2 separate regions of the Homo sapiens genome follow, and region 2 is linked to region 1. Evidence: read pairs that join two places in POLR2A ChIA-PET (ENCODE). Cell type or tissue: CD4-positive, alpha-beta T cell. All regions are shown on one strand. Each heading gives the region's core, and the rest is flanking DNA. Links, peaks and the distances in the headings are about the cores only.

Region 1 (2,807 bases), core at 144-2,643:
AAAGGTAAGCTAGAAAAAATTGTCCTTTTTTCTCTTTGAGACATGGTCTCAGTCACCCAGGCTAGAGAGCATGGCTCACTGAAGCCTTGGCCACCCGGGCTCAAGCAATCCTCCAACCTCAGCCTTCCAAGTAGCTGGGACTACAGGCATGAGCCACCATGCCCAGCTAGTATTTTATTTTTTGTAGACATGGGGTTTCACTATGTTACCCAGGATGGTCTCAAACTCCTGGGCTCAGCCATCTGCCCACTTTGGCCTCCCAAAGTGCTGGGACTGCAGGTGTGAGGCACTGTGCCCGGCCAAAAAAACAGTCTTTAATCCAGGAGAAACATAAATAACTTATAAAGAAAGGAAGATGATATTGGGGAACAGTCAGCAGTTTCTTCCACAGATTACTCAATGCAAGATAACCAACTGTCACTGAGTTCTGCAACGTGTCTTGGTTTTACTTTTGTTTTCTATCTTGATAAATTTTTGCAACATTTACACTGTCCCAAAGGCAGACTTAACATTTCACATTTTATAGACCTGCCAGTTCTATTGCATACCTTTCTTGCTTTAGTAACTAGTTTTTGGGAGTTTCACTATCTCAATGGATTTCATACTCTGAAAAACATAAAAATATGACCAGGTGAACACCTATGTAAAAACTAATGCAACCAATCTGCTTCTTCTCAAATGTCTTCAACGTAGATTTTCAATCAGATGAAGGGCCTTGCATTTTTCTGCAAATCTCTCTAATATATTCCCTTATAATATATGCATTTTTGGTCATATAATTTCTACATTTCCTAAAATAAGAATAGTTGAATTAATGTTTATAGAAGAAAATCTAGATATAAATATATATATATTCAAGAGGTAAACCAGGCATGATGGCTCACGCCTGTAATCTTAGCATTTTGGGAGCCAGAGGCAGGTGAATCGCCTGAGGTCAGGAGTTGGAGAGCAGCCTAGCCAACACGGTGAAACCCTGTCTCTACTAAAAATACGAAAATGAGCTGGGCGTGGTGGTGTGTGCCTGTAATCCCAGCTACTCAGGAGGCTGAGGCACGAGAATCACTTGAGCCCAGGAGGCAGAGGTTGCAGTGAGCCAAGATCGCACCACTGCACTCTAGTCTGGGTGACAGAGCAAGGCTCCAGCTCAAAAAAAAAAAAAAAAAAGAGCCAAGCCAAGACCTTCTTTTAAAAAAAACAAAAAGTTGTTCAGACTTCTACCACTAAGCTCTTGGCATTTCAAAAATTAAGAGAAAGAGCTGGGTAGGAAGCAAGATGGAAATCCCTAAAACTGTTCTAAAAACAGCAATCTAGTGACACTAGCAACAGTTGCTAGAAGCTTAAAGAAAACCTCCACAAAATTGCTAGAGATGCTTCCTCACTTGTTTCTAGCAAGTCTCTCTCTGTGGGTGACAATGTTGGTGCCCAGTTTAGATTCAGTGTCTCTACAGCAGTCTTGAAGCAAGTTTTTTTTTTATTAGCCACAACATGTAAGATTTTACTGTGAACAAAAGTCATCTCAGAAAGCCAGATCCAAGGACATGGCATACTAGATAATAACCAAATCTCACAGTTCGATAGCTACCTCCCCACTTCCCCACACCCCCAACACCCTCTCTTAAAAGTAATTGTCTGCTCTTTGCAATCAGGAAGTTCTACAACAACCCAGCCTATGATCAAAGGCCTCTCCATCAGCTTTCCCCAAATGCATAATCCACAGCTGGCAAAGTCTCAGAAGCATCTTACTGAACATGAATAAATTTGATTTTTGGACTGGGGGTATGCAAAATCTTGTAATGCAGCCCACAGTAATCATGCATTTTAAGTCTATTCCTCCTTTCCAGGGCACATCTTCTCTCTTTTTGGCTCTGCATCCTCTTTCTGAGGCCTACCAAGAGATCGGCCCTGAAAAATTAAAGGGGAATGTCCTATAACCAGAATAGACTCCCAGAAAAGCTAACATCTTAAAAGAAGAAAAGGAAAATAGAATTAAATTTGTCAAAGTATGAGGATGCTAATAAATTCTACACACACATACATACACAGAGGACTTAGTCGTCAAATAAGCTTAGGAAACACTGATTAAATAATGCAAAGGGTTTCTTTCTTGCAGACCTTCTCAGAGCCTTTAATACTGCCACTATGCATCATGGATCTCCAAGAGGGGCACAGTAAATAGATTTTCTACTTGAACTCTTGTTCACCAGAACATCTTATATTAGGCAAGCACTCTGTAGAATACTCATGGAAAAATGCTGGACTGGTAAGAAATATATCAAAATTAAATAGCAACTATCTTGGGTCCAGAAGTTTATGGTAATTTTAATTATTCTATTTCCAAGTTCTCTATAATGAACTTGTATTGCTTTTGCAATCTGGAAAAAGTTATGTAAAATTTAAAAAAAACATTTGAATCTATATTAACATTTTTAAAAATAAGAAGTTTCAGAAGGTAAGATTTTTCTTTTTTCTAAGAAGTAGAGGTACTTATTGTTCTTTAAGATTTATTATATGCCTCCATTGTGCCAGGTTTTGATAGTAACATGAGAATAAAAAGGAAGAATCATTTCAATGATTCACTACATAGTGCTGGTGGCCTGAAAGAGGAAAAGAAACTCTTTAAAGAGTTCCTCCTCTGCTAATAAATAAGCCAAAAACCTTCAAACATAATAAAAATACTTGTACAATATTAATCTTAAAAATACATATTACTGTGCTTTTCTTCCCAAACCATTTAAAAAAATCTCCCTTTAGGTTTAATGTCTTGATTAATCTTTTTTAAAATAGTCTATATATAAAAACTTGCTAGG
Region 2 (2,807 bases), core at 287-2,786, 88 kb after region 1:
AAGGCCCTTACCAAACAACAAATGGCTGCATCTTGCCCTTGGACTCCCCAACTTCCAGAACTGTAAGAAATCAATTTCTATTGTTTACACATTACCCCATGCAAACAGCTAAAATGTGTACCATACACACTTTTTGTTTTCTTTACAAAGCACCTTTTTCAATAACATAATAGGTACTCTGTGAAATACATTTTTTTTTTTGAGACCGAATCTCTCTCTGTTGCCCAGGCTGGAGTGCAATGGTGCGATCTCAGCTCACTGCAACCTCTGCCTCCTGGGTTCAAGCAATTCTCTTGTCTCAGCCTCCCAAGCAGCTGAGACTACAGGTGCACGTCACCACGCCCGGCTAATTTTTGTATTTTTAGTAGAGACAGGGTTTCACCATATTGATCAGGCTGGTCTCGAACTCCTGACGTTAGGTGATCCACCTGCTTCAGCCTCCCAAAGTGTTGGGATTACAGACGTGAGCCACTGTGCTCAGCCAAAATAAGTCTCTAAAGTAAATTATTAAGTGTAAATGTCCCCAGTTTCAGTGGCTTTAACCAATGACAGACAACAAGACTGAAATCACACTGCTTATAGAGGATTAAATATCCTCTGATTCTGAAATACCAAGTCTGAACTTCTGAGTCTGTAACCACAAGATGATTTTTCTTCCTCCCCAAATTTAAAGTAATCAAAACATGGAAATTTCTTCCTCTCATCATTGCACTTTAGAGTGTATGAGAAGTGTGTACCATATACATACACATACACACACATGAGCATAGAAGAGGAAAAATAATTAGAAAGTAGGGGACTAGTCAACACTCTGATTTAGAACCAGCTCAACTTTATGATTTCAAAAGTTTTGAACCTAATCCAACTCCTCTGAAATTCAAAGTTACTTGACATTTGGTATATTGTGACTTCCTGTTTTTGTAAAAGAACATTTTCAAAAATGGTTCAATGAGCTCTTTGGACAGTCTCTAACTCCTATAATGCAAGATTTGGAACATTTGGTGGTAAGTAAATAAGGAACATATGCAATATATTTTTTAAGATGTGCATATTTTCCAAAACTCAGGGGGAAAAATACTTGGCCAAGTCTATCTGTGGTTTCATTGAATACTTGAAAATTAGTTAATGACATTCAGAGACACAAAGATACAGCTGGGTTTTTCCATCCAGTCTGTGGAACATGTAGCTGTCAACCAGCAATGATAGAACCCATAGGAAAGCACCCTCAATTTCTGTAGAAACAGGAAAGAATTAAGATTTACTGTCTGGCACTTTGGTGGTTGGATGTAGCATTTGCAAGGAAATTAAGAACAAAGCAAAAGAGTCCCGAAATGTGCTTGCATGTTTCACATTTACTCTTTCTCTGCTGTGTAACTGCCAGTGCATGGCCCATGGTGAAAAATAAGCTGGCAAATATAAAATCCACCAAATAGTCTCTGGTAAGTCTTTAGGAGTACTGCAAGGTCTACAATAGATCTTACTGACATGCAAAAACTTTAAGTGAAAAAACTCTTAGAATGCTGCAGGTAGGGATATGGAGCCCTAATTCCTCAAGCCCCAAGAGCCTAAGGTTACATTAACAATTAAACCCAAATATGTTCCTGGCTATGAGCTCCCTACCTCCACTCCAGACCCTAAGTGATGCTAGAAAGTCATAAGGGTGTCTCACAAGTGTTGAGGAATAAATCAACACTAGGAACTGCTACTCTCCCTCAGGGATTTGCTGGGAACCTACTGAGTCTGCTGAGCCCCTGCAACCCCTTGCCATCCCGTTGTCTTGCCACTGTTCTGCTGAAGCTCAGAGAAAAGATATTCTCTTCATAATAGTCATCAGTGCTGCCAAACCTGTAAAAATCTTTGATATGCTGAGTGACATTGCTAACCCTTCAGGCCACATAGGGCCAATGCTATGCGCTGGTCCATGCAGAAATGTGGATACCATAGTCTCTCTAGAGAATTCATACCTACTGCATGGGTCTGAAGCGATGGAGACCAAGCAGTATACTGTCCTCGCACTTCCCTCTCTCTCATCTCTGAATGTAGGAACGATCTTGCAGACTTTCCTGTGGTGTACTGTGAATTGACACCACTTAACCAGTTTCAGCTCAGACACAGTCAGAAACATCCTCTATAGTTATTGTCAAGAAGTTCATTTTAATTTGATAACTTTATGTGGTTAAATAGATGTCAAATTGCCAAAGCATGGAAGAGAAAGGAAATTAGAAAACCAGAAGAAAAATACAAATAGATATTATTCGTTCTAATGATTTTTCATACTATAATACACAATGGTCAAAGAATCAAAAGAAAAACATGCGATCCAATAGGTGTTCGATAGGTATCAAAAAAGCATTTGATAAACTCAGCATTCATTGATAATTAAGAAACAACTTTTAAAGGTAAATGTAGAAAAATAGAGAACAACTTCCTTAATTTGATATTTGGTATTTACCAAAAATTGAAAGCAAACCTGTTACTTCATGGTGAAAAGTTAGAAGCATTTTCTTTAAAGTCAGGAACAAAGCTAGGAGGCCAGCTTTCACTACATTTTTTTTTTTTTTTTTTTTGAAGCAGAGTTTCACTCTTGTTGCCTAAGCTGGAGTGTAATGGCGCCATCTTGGCTCACTGCAACCTCTGCCTCCTGGGTTCAAGCAATTCTCCTGCCTCAGCCTCCCAAGTAGCTGGGATTACAGGCGCATGCCACCACACCCACCTAATTTTTTTTTTTTTTTGAATTTTTAGTAGAAACAGGGTTTCACCATGTTAGCCAGGCTGGTCTCAAACTCTTGAGCTTAGGTGATGTGCCC

Evidence for each region. Peaks named below come from ENCODE experiments on the same cell type or tissue, not always from the same donor. Only the 100,000 strongest peaks of a DNase experiment are listed, where the experiment ranks them.
Region 2: POLR2A ChIA-PET joins it to region 1 with 5 read pairs; 10 of 35 experiments call an interaction of 5 or more read pairs at or near these places.

The regions. Positions count from the first base shown.
Region 1 is chr2:197,239,229-197,242,035 of GRCh38, forward strand. All of the region lies in intron 1 of ANKRD44 (ankyrin repeat domain 44), which reads right to left. Among named protein-coding and RNA genes, the nearest start is that of ANKRD44-AS1, 43 kb to the left of the region's middle. RefSeq lists an enhancer at 432-481. In CD4-positive, alpha-beta T cell, for the core only: no CTCF peak of the experiment used is centred there; DNase peaks (open chromatin) are centred at 423, 943 and 1,353; H3K4me3 peaks cover 1,469 bases; H3K27ac peaks cover 2,379 bases.
Region 2 is chr2:197,326,705-197,329,511 of GRCh38, forward strand. No RefSeq gene overlaps it. Among named protein-coding and RNA genes, the nearest start is that of ANKRD44-DT, 17 kb to the left of the region's middle. In CD4-positive, alpha-beta T cell, for the core only: no CTCF peak of the experiment used is centred there; a DNase peak (open chromatin) is centred at 1,227; H3K27ac peaks cover 780 bases.